Linked DNA regions of Homo sapiens: region 1 is linked to region 2. Evidence: chromatin loops called from intact Hi-C (ENCODE). Cell type or tissue: endothelial cell of umbilical vein. All regions are shown on one strand. Each heading gives the region's core, and the rest is flanking DNA. Links, peaks and the distances in the headings are about the cores only. Region 1 has its middle 38 kb from the start of GUCY1A1. Region 2 has its middle 120 kb from the start of GUCY1A1.

Region 1 (12,043 bases), core at 3,302-8,301, 85 kb before region 2:
CGCGCCTGGCTAATTTTTTGTATTCTTTTTTAGTAGAGACGGGGTTTCACCGTGTTAGCCAGGATGGTCTCGATCTCCTGACCTCGTGATCCGCCCGCCTTGGCCTCCCAAAATGCTGAGATTACAGGAGTGAGCTACCGTGCCCGGCCTGTGGTGTTTTTTTTTTTTCCCCCCCGACTTTCTCATTTTCACAAAAATACATGAACTTCTTTGGGCTAGTCCGTATTTGAGAGTTCAATCCATTCTTCAGAGTAAAGCTGCTCTTTCTTTATCAGCCCTAGCACACAGAAAATACATGTGTACCTCGCCACACGTTCCCATGGGCCCACCTCTGTTATGGACTGTGGTACAGACCAGAGACAGCCCAGCTTGGATGGAGTCCTAATGGTACTCGCTATGATGTCATTCTTCAGCTTCCACTGAAGCAAACACTTTGAAATGCACGAGAGTGACGCTGTTGCAGGGATGACCTTGAATCCACTCTGATTTATTTTTCAAGCAAATCTCACACACATTAGAGTGTTTTACTAAAATTAGTAACCTTTTGAACACAACTCACAAATGATCTTGACAAACTAAAATGTTTAATTTCTATCTCATTTAATATAGTCACTTTGAATAGGGAAGACATGGGCTGAGTAAATCTTCTCTTACCAAACTGTTAAAGACATTGTTTTGGCTGGGTGTGGTGGCTCATGCCTGTAATCCCAGCACTTTGGGAGGCCGAGGTGGGCGGATCACCTGAGGTCAGGAGCCGGCCAACACAGCGAAACCCCATTGCTACTAAAAAAAAAAAAAAAAAAAAAAAAAATACAAAAATTAGCTGGGTGTGGTGGTGGGTACCTGTAATCCCAGCTGCTCGGGAGGTTGAGGCAGGAGAATTGCTTGAACCCAGGAGGCAGAGGTTGTGGTGAGTCGAGCTCATGCCATTGCACTCCAGCCTGGGCAACAAGAGTGAAACTCCATCTCAAAAAAAAAAATAAACAAAAAACCATTGTTTTAGAGCTAATCTTGACATAAAAGTGAGAATCATATCATGGTCAGACTATTTCATTTCTATCATCAAAACTGTTGATTAAAACATTAATATGATGCTATTTATGGGCTCTCAGAGCAGCCAAGTGTTGTGAAGGTTGCAAACTATGCAACTCCAGGAGTATTAGTCAACTACATGTGCTGTTTACTTGTTGTGCAGTTTAACCTTACAGTTTTATGCTCTGAAGACCTTCCTGAGGTATTTTGTGATACATCAATATCAAGTTATTGATCATTGATTTACCAATATCAGACACCAGACAGCTTTGAGTTTATTCATTATATTAGATTTCTGTGTTTTATTGATGAGACTATTACTTAAGAAATCAAATTATTGACTGTGGTTCTGTTATATCAGTGAACATATTAAAACTTTTCACTTAATTTGTTCTTGGTTTAAATGATTGCTATGTGCTGACATTTCACCAGTTTTATTATTATAAAATCCTGATTACATGTCATATAATTCATCTTGAAATTATAGAGTCATTGATTTCTGCTCTGAGAAGGAAACATACATTTTCCCCAACCAATATGCTTGAATGATGGGAATTAGACCTCTTAAACTCTCTAGTGTTCATCAATACTGTATAATTATAGTATAGGTCATTTTATTTCCCAAATGAGATATGTGGCAATTCAAGAGAGATTAAAAGCGCTAGGATCCAGCCCAGGAACTGTGAACCTTTCTGGTGTGGCAGCATATTTTCTATAGTAGAATCTATAAGATTCTCTCTACTCAATTTCTCTATGATAAGCTTATTTGTTCCATTAATTTTATCAACAGAAAGAATTAAAAAATGAATGAATCCTGTTAAAAGTAAATTTTTAATAAGCTGACTATTATAACTATTATTTACATAAGAGCTCCAGATTTTTATAACAAGGCCTAAGTTAATTCAAGGTAAGTTTCAAATGTAGTCTCTACAGAGAGACATATTATTTGCTGGTACAAAACACACCTCTAGTGCTACTATTTTTATGAGTGTGTTTCCAAGAACTGAATTTCTAAGATCTCACATTATAGTTCTGTAGATAATGAGATATCACATTTGTCCATGGTGGCTGAAACTCAATTTCATGCTGTCAACTAAGAACTGTGTATTCCAAGAAAGCTGTCCAAGGCTCCCAGCCAGGAGTACTATACCACATACATTACCTACCAACCAGATGATGAAGCATATCGAAACTGGATCCTACCAGACATTTACTATTAAATGAATAATGACTAAGATGAACCAGTTGAAGTTCGGACTTGAAAAGGAGGACAGATATAAAATGTAGTCCAACAGAAGGAATGTTTAAAAAAGAAACAGCTGCTTACCATCAACTTGCTTCCCGTAGCGAATCTTTTTTCCTAGTCATTAAAACACTTTTTTCTAGGCCATGTACAATGTTTGAAATAGTTATTTTGTCAACACACATCTGCATAATCTCAAAGGCTACATCATGTGACTTAACAATGCAATTAGTAGCATTTCATTTGGAGAGGTCCAAAAGAATATTTAAAAAATAAGAAAATGCCTTCAATAAGAGGCAAATGGATGTGTTCTAGAAGAATAATGATAACTTTTTACATCAGTGCATAATAACTGTCCATTTTGTTATTGCTTTACAAATAGAAATGAAAAGATTAGCAGAAATATGAAAAAATAGACTGTACTCACGGAAGTGATAAAACAAAGTTCACATGAGACTTAAAATCAACATACTCTTACCTTGCTAAATTACCAGTTTATTTGAAATAAGTATAGTGATAATTGCTCTACAAGTATTTAAATTCATTTTATTTTAGCAATTCATTTAGCAATTTTAAAAAGACACTTCAGGGCTGGGCATGGTGGCTCATGCTTGTAATCCCAGCACTTTGGGAGGCCAAGGCAGGCAGAGTACCTGAGACCAGGAGTTTGAGACCAGCCTGGCCAACGTGGTGAAACCCCGTCTCTACTAAAAATTAGCTGGGTGTGATGGCACACACCTGTAATCCCAGCTACTTGGGAGGCTGAGGCAGGAGAATTGCTTGAGCCCGGGAGATGGAGGTTGCAGTGCGCCGAGATGGTGCCACTGCACTCCAGCCTGGCCCACAGAGCCAGACTCTGTCTCAAAAAAAAAAAAAAAAAAAAACCCAACACTTGATTGTCTTTGTAAAATTTTTATAGATTTAGGGGGTACGAGTGCAGTTTTGTTACATGGATCTATTACGTAGTGATGAAGTCTGGGCTTTTAGTGTAACCATCCCTCAAATAGTATACGTGAACATCTTTCAAAAGAAGACACTCCACTGTTTTTTGATGATAATGAAGGATTATAGAGAGAGTACTGGTATAATGGTAATAATTTATTATGCTATACATAGTGTTAATACCTATAGAAAAATAGATAGTTGTCTAAGTACTTGTAGCATAAATTAAGTCACAAGTAAGATTTTTTAATATGCAAAGATAAAATTTCCATATAAGATATGTCTGCTGTAGATTAGTAGGATGAAATATATATATGATTATTGGTATTCATTACTTATCGTGACTGTTGGCCGCAGGGTGGCAAATAGGTGTCAACTTATGTGAAAATTCTAGTTGATCAAAAAGTGCTGCCGGCTGGGCACGGTGACTCATGCCTGTAATTCCAGCACTCTGGGAGGCCGAGGCGGGTGGATCACGAGCTCAGGAGATCGAGACCATCCTGGCTAACATGGTGAAACCTCGTCTCTACTAAAAATACAAAAAAAAGCCGGGCGTGGTGGCAGGCGCCTGCAGTCCCAGCTACTCGGGAGGCTGAGGCAGGAGAATGGCGTGAACCCGGGAGGCGAAGCTTGCAGTGGACCGAGATCGCGCCACTGCACTCCAACCTGGGCGACAGCGAGACACTGTCTGAGGGGGGGAAAAAAAAAAAAAAGATGCTGCCTGGGCTGCTGTGTTCAGAAAGATTCTGAGTCCTCATTGAGAAAATGTGTAATGATGGGTTTCTGATGTTTGGGATGTGGGTGGTGAGTGATGGCCCATCTAAGTACCTAATATTTACTATCCTTAGGACTAATACAGCTTAGAAATTAACTGAAAAGTCAAAACAAATTATATTATTTATATATCCCTGAATATATATATTTAACATTCTATCACACAAAACCAAAAGAAATTTAATTAAATGTTCAGTGAAGGTTTTATTTTTCTCCCTTTAAATCATAGCTAATGACCAGGCCCAGTGGCTCATATCTGTAATCCCAGCACTTTGGGAGGCCCAGGTGGGAAGATCACTTGAGACCAGGAGTTCAAGCCCAGCCTGGGCAACATAGTGAGACCCTGTTTCCACAAAAATTACAAAAATTAGCTGGATGTGATGGCACACACTTGTAGTACCAGCTACTCAGGAGGCTAAAGCAGGGAGGATCTCTTGAACCCAGGAAGTCGAAGCTGCAGTGAGCTATGATTGCAAGACAGCAAAATCCTGTCTCAAGAAAAAAAAACATAGGTAATACTTTCTGTGGTACATGGAGCCTTGCATAATGTTTTCATGTTTGGGACACTTTTCGGTTAGAAAAATAAAGTGGAGAGATGATAGCAGAAAGCATAAGTCCTACTCTTGGCAGAGTTTATAAAAAACCACTTAACATACATACGAACCAAGAGTCAAATTTCTTATAAACTGCTTGGATAGTGAATTCTAGAGTGTTTCTAAATCAGAGTTTACAAGAACTCAAACACATAAACAGTGACAGTGAAGACTGGCTGTAATCCAAATAGCTAAAAATGGTTGAAAAAAATTATAATTACAGCTTGAAAATGTAAGTTATAGAAAATACATTCCTTGAGTCATTGACAGTATAAACATTCTAACTCCAAATGCCTCTCATCTCTAGATAAATCTTCTGGAATTTAAAAAATAAATGTAAGGATTTTCAAAGCTTTTGGTTAATACTGAGAGCACCACAAGAAAGATCACTGAAGGTTTGAGAAACATAATTGGAAAATTTGACTACTTTTGCCACCATACAAATGTATCTGCCTGAAGGGAAAATTTAAACATTAGGACTAGGGTGAGATTAGAGCTTTATGTATAGGATAACTTATGTATAACTAATAGACACCTCCCAAATGAACAATGTGAAAAAGAATAGCAGTCTCATTTTGAAAATACTTTAAAAAAAGTTTTATGTTCCTTAAGCTTCTATTTAAAATGAGTTGACCCTTATCTGATTTGATAGTTAGTTTTCAAAGGAAGAATGAGTCATGTCAGAAATGTTGTCAATTTTGCTTTTATGAGGTTTGGCAAAGGACTTTCTATTTTCTCCATATTTTATGAGATCTCAAAATAGATTTAGGAATTCCCCCCCACCCACTCCCGCTCTAGAGTGAACATTGTGATATTAACTATAATTATTTTAAAAGAACTTTCAGCTTCCAAAGGGCTTTTCACCTATATTATGTAGCTTTGTTAATCCTGTCAACCTGATTCAATATGGAGCGGAGGTGCCAGCATCCTTGTTGTACAAATGACAGCATTAAGACATGGCTGATTAAGGGGTTTTCCAAGGACACATGGTTGCTATGAGGCAAAGTAGGGAGCTAAAACCCAAACTGTCTGACTCACTGATGAATTGTTTTCCAGACCACTTTATGTGGAATGCTATGGGAGGTCTTGAGGAGTATGACTTCTGACTCTTCTTTAAGAACAAATGCCCTTCCTCTACCGACAGAATAATAAAGGTATAGGAATACATGCCGTTTTGTTTTGTTTTGTTTTGTTTTGTTTTGAGACGGACTTTCACTCTGTTGCCAGGCTGGAGTGCAGTGGTGAGATCTCAGCTCACTGCAACCTCCACCTCCTGGGTTCAAGCAATTCTCCTGTGTCAGCCTCTGTAGTAGCTGGGATTACGGGCACACGCCACCATGCCCGGCTATTTTTTGTTTGTTTGTTTTTGTATTTTTAGTAGAGACATGGTTTCACCATGTTGGCCAGGATGGTCTTGGTCTCTTGACCTCATGATTCGCTTTCCTCGGCCTCCCAAAGTGCTGGGATTATAGGCGTGAGCCACCGCACCTGGCTGGAATACAAGCTTTTAATAAAGGCCCCAGAAAATCTCTCTGCAGAAAAAGTTTTAGTGTTGTGCTGCATAATCTTTTTATTATTTCTCCTTTTCTCCTTTCATGCCATCTCCCTGAATGACTTCAGTCCCTCCACAGCTTTGCTCATCATCTGTACTTTGATGACTCCCATCATTGTATCTGCAGCTCAGATTTCCCTTCTTCTGTAGCCTCCAACCTAAATGTGTATCCACCTACTGGATACCTCTACTTGAATGCCTTCCAGAGGAGCCAGAGTCAAACTGTTCCAAAAGGAATTTACTGTCTTCCCTCTTCACCTGCTTCCCCTCTGTGTTTTCTGTATGGGGATTCATGTCATCCTTTACTAAACAAACGAAAACTTGAACTGTATCATTTCTTCCTCCCTGTGATCCCTCATAGCCACGCACTCTCCAGCTGCTGATGATTCAGTTTTTCTAACACTTCTTAAATCCTGTGGGCCTTTGCCATTCTTACTGCATTTATCTAGGTCAGGCCTCCATGATTTTTCCCCTAGATTTAGGCCTACACTTTCTGACTGGCCCCTCTTCTTGCAATCTGTCCTGTTTCTCACTCAGTTTCCACATTACAGTCAGCCATCAATGGCTACCCAAAGGATTTAGGATCATGTTTTAACTCTTTAATGTGGCCTATAGTCTCAGCTATGTGAGAGGCTGAGGCAGGAGGAGTGCTCGGTCCCAGGAGATAGAGGCTGTGGTGAACCATGACTGTGCCCCTGCCCTCCAGCCTGGGTCACAGAGCAAGACCCTGTCTTAAGTAAGTAAGTAAGTAAGTAAATAAATAAATAAATAAATAAAGTGGCCTGTAGAGCTTGCCCCATCTGGCTCATGGTTATTGACCCAGCTTCATGCTATATCTCTTTCTGCCTCACTGTCTAAGCTCAAGCTATATAAAAATCAAGTCTTAAGCTATACTGAGTTTCACGTTGGGACTCTTCCTTTATTTATGCCATTCATAAATGGTAACACTAGTCTGCCATAATGTCCAGTTTTTCACAGTGTGGTGTCCCTTTCTGCCCATTGGAATATTATACCTCTTTGTCCTGCAGACATAGCCAGGTGATTTGTTTAGCCTAGGGAAATGTAAACAAAAGTGACATCTATCATTTTTGGAGGATACCTTTAAAAGCCATGTTAAGGATAATGGCTTTAAGAGCCATTCAGTGTGATCTTTCTTCAGTCTGCCACAAGACAGGCAATGTCCCACATGGAGGATAATTCATCAGCCTATGTCCTGGAAAGAAGACATGGAGCAGAGATGTGGTCAGCACATGATGGCTACAAATGTGAGATTGTAAGGGTCATCCAATGTCAGGCAGACCTACAGAAGTTTTTACAAGGAGGTTTGAGGAATAACAATCTTCCTTAATCTGGCTTATTTGCATGATCTCTTCTTTATTTTGTGTGTTTTCATCAAAGATGTTGAGCAATGTAATTCTAGAATTGTGAAAATTTTAGTTTTACATTAGATCTTACGGACATAGAATGAATACATAATAAACCTTTCTAATTCTAAACTACTGAGACTTGGATGTCTTTTTTGTTTTCTCAGCATGGCTTAGCCTGCTTTTACTGTTACTTCTGCCTTGGAAAGTCTTCTTCCCCCTCTTTGACCAGCTAACTCCCATCCATTGTCTCAGCTGAGATTTCATTCTCTTAGTAATCCATCTCTAATTCCTTGGCTGAATGGCACTCTTGTGTTTCTGTGTCACTCTGTACTTCTCCTAATATTGTTGATTACACCGCACTGTAATTTCTTGGTTATTGTTTGTGTCCCTACTAGATGGCCAACTCTGCAAGGGCATGGTTCATTTCTTCCTTGTTTATCATTTTAGTCCTATCTCTTAGTACCTAGTAAACGAATGTTATGCAATAACTATGTTGTATGAAAGAATGATAAATAAATAAATGTGGGAAAAGTAGTCAAAAGTAAATCAATTCTCACATCCCCAAATACTGTGAAAGATTTTCAACTTCAAAACTGCATAAGCAAGAGCCATAATTGGAAATTTTCTTTACTGTGGTAACAGATGGAACACTGAAAGGAAAACTTATCATTGACATTTAACACATACCAGTGCCACTTTCTGTTATCACACATTTACAAACTACAGAGCTCTGTGAAAAGTTTTAATTATAAATTGTAGTCTAGATTACATTTTTGTTCTATGAGTCCCTTGAAAGTGTTCAATTTCATTGTGGTAGTCATGTCCCGTAACAGCTCCACTAGCGATAAAGGACAATTTATCTCAAGATCACAAATGTGAGACAGTAATGGGGCTATTCAATTTCAGGCAAAACCTATAGAATTTTTTTTCTCAAGGAAGCTTTGTGGGTAAAAATCTTCCTTAATCTGGATTATTTATATTCTCTCTTCTTTATTATGTGTGTTTTTATCAAAGACGTCAGGCAGTGTGATTTTAATCTAGAATTGTGGCAATTTTCGTTTTACATGAAATCACAGGACAGTTTTAGTTTGTTGTGTTATATGTTACTGACTTCCTAGAATAAGTGTCATCTATGCAATAGGTTTGCAATAAATTTTTATTTCCAATCTACACCTTCCTCTTACTACTGCTTATATTTTTTCCTTCACTATCAAGTCTCTTTGAAACATTAAAATAATATTTTATATATTTTCACCTACATTTTCTAACATCTCTTACTTTTTACTTTTAATGCTCTACCCAAACTCACAAACACACACATCCACACACACACACACACACACAGAGGCCAGGTCAAATATTTTGACTTGAGGCCATGAAATCCAGTGACAAAGGTCTACTAAACTTTCTAAAATTTGTTTCTATATTGCATATATTTTTAATTTTCTGTATATTATGATACACAGAAAATCTTAAAAACCTTTCTGATGGGGAAAAGACTGTCCCTACTGGAGCTAGTCAATTCTCAGAGATCTAAAGCAGGAGTGTGCCTTTCACATCCAAACTCAGCAATCCAGAGATATGCATCCTCTATCTGGCCTGTGCATCCCAGGGGGCAATATTTCTCTGCCTTAATCATCCCAGGGCCAGGTACCAGGCAACTAGGGACTACCCCTATAGTTCAGAGCCCACTGACATTATTATTACCCAGGCCTAAACTGTTTTCTCTTCCTTCCCTTTTTTTTTAACCCCCTATGGAAACTCCAGTAAAGGCTCTGGACTAATGCTTATGCTTTCCCCCTGACTCCTGCCCTCTGCCATCTGACTTAAATCTGGTGCTTCCCCAGTGATCCTGTATGGTATACAATGACCCCCTCTCAAGAATATGCGAGTAAAATAAACTTTCTTTTCTTTTCCTCCTTTTTTTTTTTTTTTTTTGAGACAAAGTCTCACTTTCTTGCCCAGGCTGGAGTGCAGTGGTGTGATAAAAGCTCACTGCAGCCTTAATCTCCTGATCAAGCAATCCTCCTGTCTCAGCCTCCTCAGTAGCTGGGACTACAAGCAGGTACCACCACAGCTGGCTATTTTTTGTGCTTTTTGTAAGGACAGGGTTTCGCCATGTTGCTCAGGGTGGTCTCAAACTCCTGGACTCAAGTGACCCACCTGCCTCAGCCTCCCAAAGTGCTGGGATTATAGGCTTGAGCCACCGTGCACGGCCCAGCCAAACGTTAATTTCTTGTACCTCTCCTGGGTCTTGTCTCATGGCTGCACTTTATTGAACGTCACAAAAAAAGAGCTCAGAGCAGCCTCATGTATTTTCCTTCTTTTTGCCATACCCTTTTAGATTGTTTGTTTGGGTGGTCATCTAGGCTTTTGACTCAGATTCTTTCTAAAATGACATCTTGGACTACCCCTCTGTGCCACACATTTTAGTCCATGGGCAAGAGATGCCTTAAATTATAATTGACCCAGGCTCCCAGATACTGCACCCCCAACTCTGGCTCAGTATTTTTATTCCTGATTACTTGGGAAGGAAAAAATTGAGGATTATATGTTCTTTTGTTCCCCTCCAGCACCCTGGAGCACCACTTGGGCCTTGTTGAGAATTCTGCTTGATCTGAGGGACTCTGAACATTTAGTTTTAATGTCACAACCTGGAAAACAGAGGCTTCTAAACCAAAGTCATAAAGTGTTAGGCCTGAAAACCTCTTATGACACATAGACTAATGTCTCATCTCTTAGATGAAGACATTTAAAGCCACAGACTTTAATGGTTTACTTATTATTAGAGCTAATAAGTAGAAAGTGAGGAAGTAGAAACTAAATCTTCTAAACTTTTGAGTACTCTTTTGTTTAGACTTTTCTATCTTTTGCTTTCTGTCTCTTTTTTTTTTTTAATCAACTTTTACTTTAGATACAGGGGGTTACATGTGAATGTTTGTTACATGGATACATTGCACCCAGGTAGTGGTGATAGTACCCAAATGGTAGTTTTATTTTTCTTTATCTTCTTTTCTCCTTTCTTTCTTTCTTTCTTTCTCTTTCTTTCTTTTCTTTTTCTCTCTTCTTTCTTTCTTTTTCTCTCTTCTTTCTCTTTCTTTTTCTTTCTTCTTTTCCTTTCCTTTCCATTATCACAGTACCTATTTCTCATATAGTTTCTGAACTTCATTGGTCTTACTGCAGTTCACATTTTAAATGAAGCCCATCAGTGGATCTGTTGTACAGTACCAGGCATGTTGCACGTGAGGTCACTAATGAATAGTAAATTTCATAAACTGATTTCCTAGATGAATGGATTGGAAGAGAACATAGGAACTAGAGCAGTGGTTAACTGGGGATTAAAAATGGCTCAAGGCTTTCAGCCTGGTGGAAGGCAGGCAGATAGTATGTACGTGCTTGCGCTTGAGGTAACACAGTGCTAAGGCTTTTTTGGGAGAGGCGAGAGGAAAGATGATAAACTTAGGTTTAAATAAACAGAGTTTAAGATGATAGTAATGTATCCAAATGGAAATATCTAATAGACAGTGATGATGATACAAGAAAAGAAGAAAAATCAGGACTGATGAAAGATGTAGATAGGAAGAGGCTCTTTAAGCAGTGAGTGTGACTGTGAAGAGAAAATACAGAGATAGGCAAGAGAGATGAGCCTGTGGTCAAAATTAGCACTTCTAGCAAAGGAAGCAGAGAAGGAACAGCCAGACGTGTTCTTCTCTGAATAACAGTGATATAGTTTCCTGGAATCCCAAAGTAGAGAGATTCTGCAGGAACAGCCAGGATTGGGAGTAGCAGGAAGTGTGGAAATGTTATATGGCTTATCCAACCAGATGTTCTCTCTAGGACTTTGATTCTTAGTTGAAGAAGTAAGATTTGACTCCTGCATAAAGAAATCTAGAGGTTGAAATGAGTGTAGTGTCTAGGGTGTGAGAACATCAACCTGCTTCAGCCACAAGCACTTGGCTGCCTGTGGATCCTGCTGCCAAGATCCCTTCATTCCTGCCAGTTTTCCTGGCCAGTCTTCAGCTTCCCATTAACTATGAGTTCTTCCATTCTGCTAAAAATTGTCTTTCATATTTAAGATGGCCAGCATCAGTTTCTGTTGCTTGCCTCCAAGCACTTTATATGACACACAGGATAACTTCATCTTATTTATGAAAGCCTAGAGAGATATTGATTTCTGTAAGTAGACTCCATACTGGGGATGGCAGAGATGGAAAAGGAACTGTACTTCAAGATAAAAATGTCTTCAGTCATCTTAAAGGGGTCAAGTTCAATAGCTTGAGGATGGTAAGATGTTCCATTGTAGCAGATCAGTAAATGAGTAACTGGTGAATTGAAGGAGGCTATAAATACAGGCAAATTTAAGCAATTCTAAAATACTAAAGATCTTCATATTTGGTTACGGGGACAGGATGTACATGTATGAGAGGTAGGGTACAAATGTCATAGGGAGAAATGTGAGAAAATCAAACATGGCACTTAGAGCAAATCAAGCAAACACGTAACAAAATGTGTTGGTGGGGATGGGGTGGCCTAGTGGAGA
Region 2 (12,043 bases), core at 2,712-7,711:
CCTGATATTCTGGCACTTTGATCTCAGACTTCCAGCCTTCAGAACTGTGAAATATATATTGCCATTGTTTTAGTCTATGACACTTTGTTATATTAGTCTGAACAGACTGAGACAGAAACACAATGTTTTAGTATGAACATGTTCCATGAAATATTTGAGACATGCTTATACTAGAAAGATATATATTGTTTTTAAGAAATTGAAATTTAACTAGATTTTCTGTGTTTTATTTGGCAGTCATCATTCTGGTAATTTTTTTTTTTTTTTTTTTTTTTTTTTGCCAGATGTAAAATTGACATTGTTGTGTGCTGTACTATTTATATTTTTAAAAATATTTTGGGCCAGGTATAGTGGCTTACGCCTGTAATCCCAGCACTTTGGGAGGCCGAGGCGGGTGGACCACGAAGTCAGGAGTTCAAGACCAGCCTGTCCAAGATGGTGAAACCCCGTCTCTACTAAAAATACAAAAAAATTAGCCAGGTGCAGTGGCACGTGCCTGTAATCCCAGCTACTTGGGAGGCTGAGGCAGGAGAATCGCTTGAACTCAGAAGGCGGAGGTTGCAGTGAGCTGAGATTGCACCACTGCACCACTGCACTCCAGCCTGCGCCACAGAGTGAGACTCCGTCCCCCGCTCCAAAAATAAAAAAGTAAAAAAAAAAAAAAAATATATATATATATATATATAAAACTGTTTTCTGAGATTTAGTTAAATTACTCGGAACCAGTTTGAGACTTTTGGGGTTTGCTTTCAGGTGTTGTCAAGGTGGATCAGACACAGCTACTAATCTAAGGCTAATTCGGTTCCCCTTCTGAAAAAAAACATCCTTCTAAGGTTTCTACTCAATGCCCTGTGTGTTAAGAAATCTTTCCATTCTGGCTAATGAGAACCAAAACTTTCCCCAATCCTTCATCATGATTATTCTACTGACTCCTTTCCAGTGGTCACTCCCTCCAACCCACCCCTGGGTTTAGTAGTTTCCTCATATACAGGAAGTGATCAGTACTCAAAGACACAAGGGGTGTCTCTGTGGAATTCTGGAACTTACCATCTGTGTGACACCTTTTCTCCAGAGCTCCACCGCATAAATTCGAGCTGCCTTGACCTCCATGAACTCAGAGCTCAGTCTCTTTACTTATTGAAGCTTTTGGCTTTGTTTGGAAGTCCTGATTCTTGTGCTGGAATTTGAAAATTCCAGGCAGTAAGTTGGAACATGTGTTGGGCTGCAAACTGGGAACTCTCTCCAGGCAGTGAGTTGGGACACTTGTTGGGTTCACTTGCTTTGTTTTCCTGGCCTGTACTACCTGTCATCCAGTGATCTAAAATTGTTATTTCATATATTTTATTTTTTTCTTATTTGTTTAAGCCAAGAATGTAAACTTAGTAACTGTTATTTTAACATGGTGAGAATCAAAAGTTTTTTGAATTTTAATCAGAAACATTATATTTTTATAATAATTTAGGAACATTGATTATCATTATAATATTAAGACTTCCCATTTAGTAATATGTTAAAAAGTTTAATTTATTCAAGCCTTTTAGTATCTTGCAGGTAAGCTGAACTTCATATGGGTTCTGCATATCTCCAACTAAAATTATTCAAATGTATTAAATGCTTTTTTATTGTTATATAATAGTTAATGAGGTATTTTGCATTTATATTTCTAATAAATTTTTGTCATCATATTAGAAAACGACTGATGTACATATTTTGTTACTGGACAAGTTCCTTCACCATGCATTTTCATTTTTAGTAGTTTTATAATTATCATTTAGATTTTGAAAATAAAACAAATTCTACCGTTTATGCTTCTGTCTGTAGTATGACTATCTCTCTTGCTGCTCATTGAGTGTTTGTTATGTGCCAGTTACTGAGGTATGCTCAAAAACTGCCTAATTTATTCTTATCAAAACCTTACGAGGTAGTTACTATGCTCCTCACTGAAAGTTAACTAAGGCTCAGAGAGTTATTAATTGCCAAAATATAGACAACTAATAAGGGATAGAGACAATAATTTACCTAACTTGCTGGATTGAAATAGTGTACTATTGTGTTTTAAAAATGCTTATAATTTAAAAAAATTATAACTTTATCTTTTTTTTTGAGACGGAATCTCACTCTGTCACCCAGGCTGGATTGCAGTGGCGCGATCTTGGCTCACTGCAAACTCCACCTCCCAGGTTCATGCCATTCTCCTGCCTCAGCCTCCCAAGTAGCTGGGACTACAGGCGCCCGCCACCATGCCTGGATAATTTTTTGTATTTTTAGTAGAGACGGGGTTTCACTGTGTTAGCCAGGATGGTTTCGATCTCCTGACCTTGTGATCTGCCCACCTTGGCCTCCCAAAGTGCTGGAATTACAGGTGTGAGCCACCGTGCCCGGCTTATCTCTTTTTTTAACACTAAAATTCTGTTATATTTTTCTTATTTTATTAGATCAACTGGAAATTCCATATCAAAATTAATGTATAGTTTTGGTAGAAGGCATTATGAGTATCTTCTTGACTTTAATGAGTATGTCGATAGTGATAATAACAATTATAATAATAATGGTTATCATTATGGTAGAGGTAATGTTACCTCACAACATTATTCCAACCAAAACAAGACATAATAAAAAGAATAAGGTTCCAAAATGAGAGTCACATGGTTTTAATCTAATTTTGATAGTATGTTGGAAAGTAGGTGATGTGTAATTCTTTACCCCTTGACTGTGGGCCTGGACTGTGTGACTCATTTAACATGACATAACCAAAATGTTGCACAGTGTTTTTATGATGGGCTTGATGATGTGGGCCTCTGTCATCATCACAGAACTTGCCCCAGTTGCCCTCCGATTGTAGAAGGCCGAGAGATACGCAATGCAGTCTAGAACCACAGCCCCTCAGGGTAAGCAGAGCTATCCCAGCCACTGCAGCCTAAGACATAGCTGCACCAGGCAACCAAGAATAAATGCTTGTCATTTTATAGCACTCAGTGTTGGGATGGTTTGTTATACAGTATGATAACAGGAATAGCTAATTAGTATAAGTATTTCCTTAAAATATTGTTTTCATTTTTTCATTAAATATTTATTAAGCATTTACTCTATGCTGTTGTGATGATAGGTACTAAGTCTGAAATAGTGAACAAGAAAGAGACAATATCTACCCTCATGACACATATTCTCTGGAAGTGTGAGAAAAGTTTTTTGAAAAGTATAATTTTCAACATGAAGAAAAGCAGAAGAGCCCATTAAAAAAAATCTTATTTTCGCAGTGTTGTCAGAATTGTTTTGAAATTTAAATATGCAAATAATATTAGAGAAGTAGAACTACTCAGAGGAAAAATGGTTGAAAAGGTTGGCAATCAATTTACTAAGAAAATTTGAAAAATTATTTTGACTTAAGTAATGTTAGTTTGGATTAGAGGAATGAAGATATAAACCTACGAAACATCCATATGAGGCTGTTCTTATTGGAACCTTGTGTAGCTATGTACCAGTCTATATAAATAAATGTGTAACATATATAAAATATGCGTACATGAATACATATATCACAAAACACATCATTTTATAAACATAAGAGAAAATAATACATATAAGGAAAATATATGGAGAAAATGAAATCAATAATGAAAATGAGCTACTGTGCATAGTCTATTCCTCATAAATTCTCATAAGATAATTTGCACAGTCCTGCAATGTGCTATTTAGTTAAAATTGCCTTTGGAAGGATGTGGAAGTGTGCCAAACTGAGATCTAGATATAATTAAAGGAAGCTGCTTCTCGTTCCTGTCATATAAATCTTCTGTAGAACACTGTTGGTTGTTATGTAAGAATTGTTAATATTCTTAATTCCATCAAAGTATCACACAAATGAAAACTCGCTTTAGATGTGGAGGACAAAACTTGCCACTCCCCTTGTCTGGGATACCAGCTCTGGTGGCCTGTATTCATGCTTGACTAAAATGATATGATACTGCCTGCAAATGATACTTTTCCATGGCAGAGATCCACATTCTAGCTGCACCAAACCCATACAAATGTGGTCCCTTATTCAAAAACCGGGAAAAAAAAGCTCTTTCTTCCTTCTGCATTCTACAAGTATCTTTGGATATGTTATTGTATTTTTTATCTGTTATTTAGCGTCATGCTCCGTGGACATGGGGATACTCAGCAGTTAAGTGCAGATCACTACAGACTCCTGGGGCCCTTGCACACCTGCCCTAACCTTCCCTGTTCCCACGCTCAGGCCCCTACTGGGGGCAGAGGGCAGCAGTGGTTGCTGGGGAGCAGGTAACCAAAAGCCCATTACAGAGAGACAGAAAGGCAGCAATGGAAAGTGTGCCAGTAGGAGGCGGGACATGCATGAGCGGAGGTTTTAAGCCCCTAGCAAATGCTTGATTGTCCCATTAGCTGTCACTTACAAAACACAAATTCAAAGATAAAATTATTAAGAATTTCAAGAATGAGACAGAAAGGCATTAAACCTCAAGAAAGGGGCCTGCTTCTGCGTGTGAGGTTTTGAGCTAGAGCTCTGTCCGCTGGACCTGTGAAGTGGGCCCTGGGGTGCGATTGTCTCAGAAACTGAAGTTTCTGTCCCTGCCCTAGCCCTTGACATTGATGTCCAGCTCTGCAGCTTGGCAGTGCACTCTAACAGTTATTTCTCAACTGCAGCTGCTGGAAATTAGGCCATCCCCACCCCCAGCTGGTATCCTCTAGCTCTGGGTTCCTGAGCTTTTTGTCTACAGATGGAGCGGGGACGAGTGCTCTGTATCCTGAGTTCCCCAGCATCCTGCCCCTGTTCTCAGCTGCTCCTCCACCACCGACCAGAATAAAATTCAGAGGTCAGCTGGCTCCTGTGTTGTGCTTTCTCCTTCAGGGTAACTGTAGCTAAAATTTCTAGGCTCATAGGGATACACCCCTCTCTACAGCTGTATTCAGTGTGTGATTTGGAGCAAATCATATCTACTTCTCCAGATAGCTAATTTCAGCAGAGATCAACTATCCCATTTTTAGTGAGAACTTCAAGCCCATTATGTGGTTTATATCTTTAGCTTTATCATCAAGGCCACCTATGCAGCTTATACAGTTTCTCTGGGGTTGGGAGTGCTATAGTCTGTATATTCGTTTTCCTCCAAAATTAATATGTTGAAATCTAAGCCTTAATATGTTGTTATGAAAAAGTGGGGCATTTAGGAGGTGATTAGGTCATGAGGGCTCCACCTTTGTGAATGGGATTGGTGTCCTTACAAAAGAGGCTGAAGGGGAATGTTTGTTCTTTGGATCCACAACATGAGGACCCAGCCAGAAGTGCCATCTTTGAAGCAGAGAGCATGCCCTCTCCAGACACCAAATCTGCTGGCGCCTAGATCCTATACTTCCCAGCCTCCAGAATTTTGAGCAATAAATTCGTTTTTTCTTTTTCTTTTCTTCTTCTTTTTTTTTTTTTGAGACAAAGTCTTGCTCTGTTACCCAGGCTGCAGTGCAGTGGCACGAGCTCGACTCACTGCAACCTCCGCCTCCCAGGTTCAAGTGATTCTCCTGCCTTAGCCTCCTGACTAGCTGGGATTACAGGCACAAACCACCACACCTGGCTAATTTTTGTATTGTTAGTAGAGATGGGGTTTCACCATGTTGGTCAGGCTGGTCTGGAACTCCTGACCTCATGATCCACCTGCCTCGGCCACCCAAAGTGCTGGGATTACAGACATGAGCCACCACACCCGGCCTGAGCAATAAATTTCTATTGCTTACAAAGCATCCAGTGTAAGGTATTTTGTTATAACAGCCTGAATGGACTAAGACAGGAAGTGAGGGGAAGGCTAGAAATTAATGGCTCTCAAAGAGTCACATCCTGCAACAGCTGAGTCAGACCAAGAAGCTCAGTTCAGGCCAAGCTGGGTGGGATCCTTTATTTGAGTGCATCTATTCTACAATCTTCCATGTGATCAGCTGTAAGTGTTGGATCTACCACTTGAGAGCAGAGTTTCAGGGGACAGAGGAAAGAGGACATCCTGACAGTTCATCTGACCCGTGAATACTGAGAATATTCAGCTCTGGAAAGGCCAACTGTAGGGAGCAGTGGGAAGATGCAGGAGCTGAGATTCAGTCAAAGGCTTGCAATCCTGGAGACACAGATTGCAAAAGCCCTGTCCACAGCAAGGGCTGGATAGAAATTTATCTCTGGTAAAAGAGTCTTTGCCAAAGTATTTTGCTTTATGAATTCACCATCATAGCCAGCCACTCTCTCTTTTTATTTATTTTTATTTATATTATTATTACTTTTTTGAGAAAGAGTCTTGCTCTGTCGCCCAGGCTGGAGTAAAATGGCACGATCTCGGCTCACTGCAACCTCCTCCTCCCAGGTTCAATCAATTCTCCTGCCTCAGCCTCCCAAATAGCTGGGATTACAGACGTCCACCACCACGCCTGGCTAATTTTTTGTATTTTTAATAGAGACAGGGTTTCGCCATGTTGGCCAGGCTGGTCTTAACCCCCTGACCTCAGATGATCCACCCGCCTTGGCCTCCCAAAGTGCTGGGATTACAGGCGTGAGCCACTCAAAAAATAATAATAATGTGAAAAAATACCTAGATATTACCTACACTTCCTCTACCCTCTGCCTGAAGGAGGGTAGCTTAAATATGTGAAATAGTATGAGCTCCCAGAGCAAGCAACACTGCTCACTCAGGGTTTGGGAAGGCGCACAAGCAGAGGTCTTTTAGCAAGATGCTGCCATGCCCCTTTAGTGGTTGCTGTAGACACACCCAGAGATGGGGAAGGAGGTCATGATTGCTTATATTAGGTTGGTGCAAAAGTAATTGCGGTTTTTGCCATAGGTATTTTTCCTATGGCAAAATCGCAATTAATTTTGCACCCACTTAATATTACTTTGCTCACCAGAACTACTATGGGTTTGTGGTGAAATTCAATTACAAGATCTTTTTTATTAAGATATAAACAGATATATTTCTTCCATAAGTGTGGAGATACCAAGATAAAAAGGCAAGAAACAAGAAGAACAAAAGAAGGGGACATTGGGCAGAATATCCTTGGATGTTACTCATTTTTCCTGAGTGCATGTATGTAGTTAGTTATATTTTAGATAGGTTTGCAACAACCCTGACAGACGTTTCTTGAGAACAGTGACCATATTTGTATTAGTTTGCTAGGCTACCATGACTGAAACACAGAAATTACTGTCTCACAGTTCTGGAGGCTAGATGTCTGGAATCAGGTTGTCTGTGGGGTTGGTGCCTTCTGAGGCCTGTGAAGTTCTGTGTCTCTCCTGTAACTTGTGGTGTTTTGCTGGGGATCTTTGGCATCCTTTGGCTTCTCTGTTGCATCACCCACATCTCTGCCTTCATCTTCACATGGAGCTCTCCCTGTGTGCTGTCTATGTCCAATCACCCCTTTTTAAAAGAGCGCCAGTCATGTTGGATTAGGGGCTCACCCTACCCCGGTATGATCTCATCATAACTAATTTCATCTGCAAGAGCCCTATTTCCAAATCAGGTCCCATTCTGGGTACTGGAGGTTAGGATTTCAACATATGCATTTGGTGGTGGTGGAGAGGACAAATTAATGCATAACAGTAAACTACTTAACCTATCTGCTTTTCGGAGATGAATCATTAGACAGTGGTGCCAGTGGTCTCAGATTTCATTTAGTAGATTTTCATGAGTTCCCTTAGGAATCCAGCTTAGCCATTTCCCAGGGGACATCGAGGTCTTTTATTCTGTAAACCCAGGGGAATCTCAAACCTCTCCCGACCTAACAGGGTAGTAGGGGTGTCCAGCAAAAATAGCTTCTTCTTTCTGAGCCATTCCAGAGGACGCTAGTTCCATCAGTCTTTGTTTCTCTTTTCTTTTTTTTCTTTTTCTTTTTTTTTTTTTTTGAGATGGAGTATCGCTCTGTTTCCCAGACTGGAGTCCAGTGGCGTGATCTCAGCTCACTGCAAGTTCCGCCTCCCAGGTTCGTGCCATTCTCCTGCCTCAGCCTCCTGAGCAGCTGGGACTACAGGCGCCCTCCACCACACCTGGCTAATTTTTTGTATTTTTAGTAGAGACAGGGTTTCACCGTGTTAGCCAGGATGGTCTCTATCTTCTGACCTTGTGATCCGCCCGCCTCGGCCTCCCAAAGTGCTGGGATTACAGGCGTGAGCCACCGCGCCCGGCCTCTCTTTTCTTGAATATTACAAAAATCTTAACCTAGCCAGGCGCAGTGGCTCATGCCTGTAATCCCAGCACTTTGGGAGGCTAAGGAGGGTGGATCACCTAAGGTTAGGAGTTGGAGACCAGCTTGGCCAACATAGTGAAACCCTATCTCTACTAAAAATACAAAAAGTTAGCTGGATGTGGTGGCGGGCACCTGTAATTCCAGCTACTCGGGAGGCTGAGGCAGGAGAATGGCTTAAACCAGGGAGGCGAACGTCACAGTGAGTCGAGATCACGCCATTGCACTCCAGCCTGGGCAACAAGAGTGAAACTCCGTCTCAAAAAATAATAATAAAATAATAAAAAAATTAAAATAAAATAAAAAATCTTAACCTAATTCCAAAAGAATATAATGCTTTTAATTTATAATTTTTATTATAAATTAAAATCTTGAAAATAGTATTAAGTTGGAAGTATTAATTTATTATAAATTAAAGTCTTGAAAATAGTATTAAGTTGAAAGTGGAAGCCACAGTGTTCTCATAATTGCTCTAACAAGACTTCATGAACTTTATCTTTTCCATAAATAATTATTCTATGCACAATACATTTCTACAATAACATATTACATGAACTATAAAATGAATAACTCCCGATATGTGTTCTTTTATAATCTGAAAATCAAATTGAAAATTGACCATGAAAGGCTTTGAGCTAAAAGAAATCATTTGGCAAAATGGAATGGAAAAGTTTACTTTTATGTTTAAATATCCTTTTAAAAAATGATGCAAAGAATAAAATGATTTGGAAGCAGACATTATAATAGCAAAAATAGGCTTAAAGAGGAAAAGTAAAGAATATCCTGTAAATTTTAGATTTTAGGTAGTGGGAGAAATGTATTTTATAGGTAAAAATGTCATTGAGCATTGCATTCCAATCAATTTCTATACAACTTGTTCCTGAAATGACTGTCAACAGGGCGTATTTAGTTCCATACTCACTTTTGAAAAGTAAGATTGATGGTTCAGTTACTGAAATATGTGGGAAGAGGGGTTGGAAGAGCAAGAGATTCATTTCCTGTCAGAATTTTTTGTAGTTATGTACCCAAACTGGTAAGTCAGGACAGGTGTGAGAAAATAAGGGGGCACCAAGAACAGGATCTAGGCTCCACAGGGTTTGGGAATGGGCATATATCAGTCAAAGCCTTCAGTCCTCCTGACGACTCACTACAATAGAAAGTTGGACAGCCCTGGATTCCCAGATCTCGGTGAAATGTGAAGTGGATATTGCAAAAAACTTAGGGAGTATTTACAAGATCAGGAGGTAAGAAAAACATCTATCAATGACTCAGGCATAAGAAGCAAGCCAGGGCCAAAGATTTTACAAAAGCTTGTTGACAAAACCCCATCCAAGTTGTCTGGGGCCTAAAGCTGCACAATACAATTGGAAGGATGGTTTTCTTTTTAAAAAGAACGCAAAATTACAAATACAAAAGTAGGTACAAAAGTAAATGTTAGTTTAGAATGACAATAGAAAACATAACCAATTTCCAGAGTCTTAGAGATTCATTTTTTGGAATATTTTCAGTCAACTTACCATAAATGTCTTCTTAGCCATAATCCCTGACTGAAGCTTGGCTTCTCTTCTCATCTAAATTCTGCTAGGCCACCTGACAAATGACACAGCTTGAGGGTTCCAGATAAGGAAGGAGCCCTGAAGTTTAATCCTCCTTAGCTTCTCTAGAAATCCATCTTGTTTGGATCATAAATAGCCAGATTATTATTTTATTTTTTATGTATGAATTTATTTATTTATTTTTTGAGATGGAGTTTCACTCTGTCACCTGGGCTGGAGTGCAGTGGCACGATCTCAGCTCACTGCAACTTCTGCCTCCCAGGTTCAAGCCATTCTTCTACCTCAGCCTCCCAAGTAGCTGGGCTTACAAGTGAGTGCCACCACGCCTGGCTAATTTTTTGCATTTTTAGTACAGATGGGGTTTCACTATGTTGGCCAGGCTGGTCTCGAACTCCTGACCTCGTGATCCACCTGACTCAGCCTCCCAAAGTGCTGGGATTACAGGCATGAGCCACTGCACCCGGCTTGCCAGATTATTATTTTAAAATTGCAGGCAATGACGTTCCAACTCCCGTTAATATTGTGGAATCCTAGATCAATCTAAGTGTTTATCAACAGATGGTTGGATAAAGGAAATATTATATATATATTATATATAGTATATATATTCTATATATAATTATAGTATATATATTCTATATATAATTATATATAGAATATATATACTATACATAATTATATATAGTATATATATAATATATACTATTATATATAGTAATAGTATATATAATCATATATACTATTATATATAGTATATATTATATATAATTATAATATATACTATATATTTTATATATAGTATATATATTTAGTATATATAATTATAGAGTATATATAATATAATAAATAATAATATAATAATGTATATACTATATTATATATAGTATATATATTTTATATATAGTATATATAGTATATATATTTTATATATAGTATATATAGTATATATATTTTATATATAGTATATATAGTATATATATTTTATATATAGTATATATAGTATATATATTTTATATATAGTATATATAGTATATATATTTTATATATAGTATATATAGTATATATATTTTATATATAGTATATATAGTATATATATTTTATATATAGTATATATAGTATATATATTTTATATATAGTATATATAGTATATATATTTTATATATAGTATATATAGTATATATATTTTATATATAGTATATATAGTATATATATTTTATATATAGTATATATAGTATATATATTTTATATATAGTATATATAGTATATATATTTTATATATAGTATATATAGTATATATATTTTATATATAGTATATATAGTATATATATTTTATATATAGTATATATAGTATATATATTTTATATATAGTATATATAGTATATATATTTTATATATAGTATATATAGTATATATATTTTATATATAGTATATATAGTATATATATTTTATATATAGTATATATAGTATATATATTTTGTATATAGTATATATAGTATATATATTTTGTATATATAATTATATATAATTTAGTATATATAATTATATATAGTTAAAATTATATATAATATATAATTAATATCTATATATTTTATATAGTCACACATATTTATATATATTTTATATATTTGTATATAATTATATATTGATAAATTATATCATTGTATATATTATATATTATATACAATTGTATATTATATATTATATGCAATTGTATGTATATTATATTGTATATATATTATATAATTATATATGATTACATATTGTATATATATTATATATTATATTGTATATATAATTTTATTGTATATATTGTATATTCTATATTGTATATATAATTATATATATAGTGAAAGGTGAAGTGTATATATTATATATGATGTATAATATTATATAATTATAATTATACATAACATATAAATATATATTATATATAAACAATAATATATAAATATGTAACATATAAATATATAAAATTATACATATATGCATAATGGAATAACATTTAGCCATAAAATGAAATCATGTCTTTCACAGCATCATAGATAAAACCAAAGGCCATTGTCTTAAGTAAAACAACTCAGAAATGGAAAGAAAAGTACTACATGTTCTCACTGTAAGTGGGAGGTAAGTATTGTGTACATGTGGACATAGAATGTGGACTGGTACACATTGGAGACTCAGAAGGGTGAGGAGTTGGAGATGAGGGATGATAAATCACTTAATGGGTTCAATGTACTTAATTCAAGTGATGGATAAACTAAAAACCC

What was found. Peaks named below come from ENCODE experiments on the same cell type or tissue, not always from the same donor. Only the 100,000 strongest peaks of a DNase experiment are listed, where the experiment ranks them.
Region 1: it touches region 2 in a loop (2.1-fold over the local background); 3 of 110 quality-filtered maps call a loop at or near these places.

What each region holds. Positions count from the first base shown.
Region 1 is chr4:155,622,878-155,634,920 of GRCh38, reverse strand. No RefSeq gene overlaps it. Among named protein-coding and RNA genes, the nearest start is that of GUCY1A1, 38 kb to the left of the region's middle. In endothelial cell of umbilical vein, for the core only: no CTCF peak of the experiment used is centred there; a DNase peak (open chromatin) is centred at 5,590; H3K27ac peaks cover 1,845 bases.
Region 2 is chr4:155,537,374-155,549,416 of GRCh38, reverse strand. No RefSeq gene overlaps it. Among named protein-coding and RNA genes, the nearest start is that of GUCY1A1, 120 kb to the left of the region's middle. In endothelial cell of umbilical vein, for the core only: no CTCF peak of the experiment used is centred there; DNase peaks (open chromatin) are centred at 3,796 and 5,826; H3K27ac peaks cover 746 bases.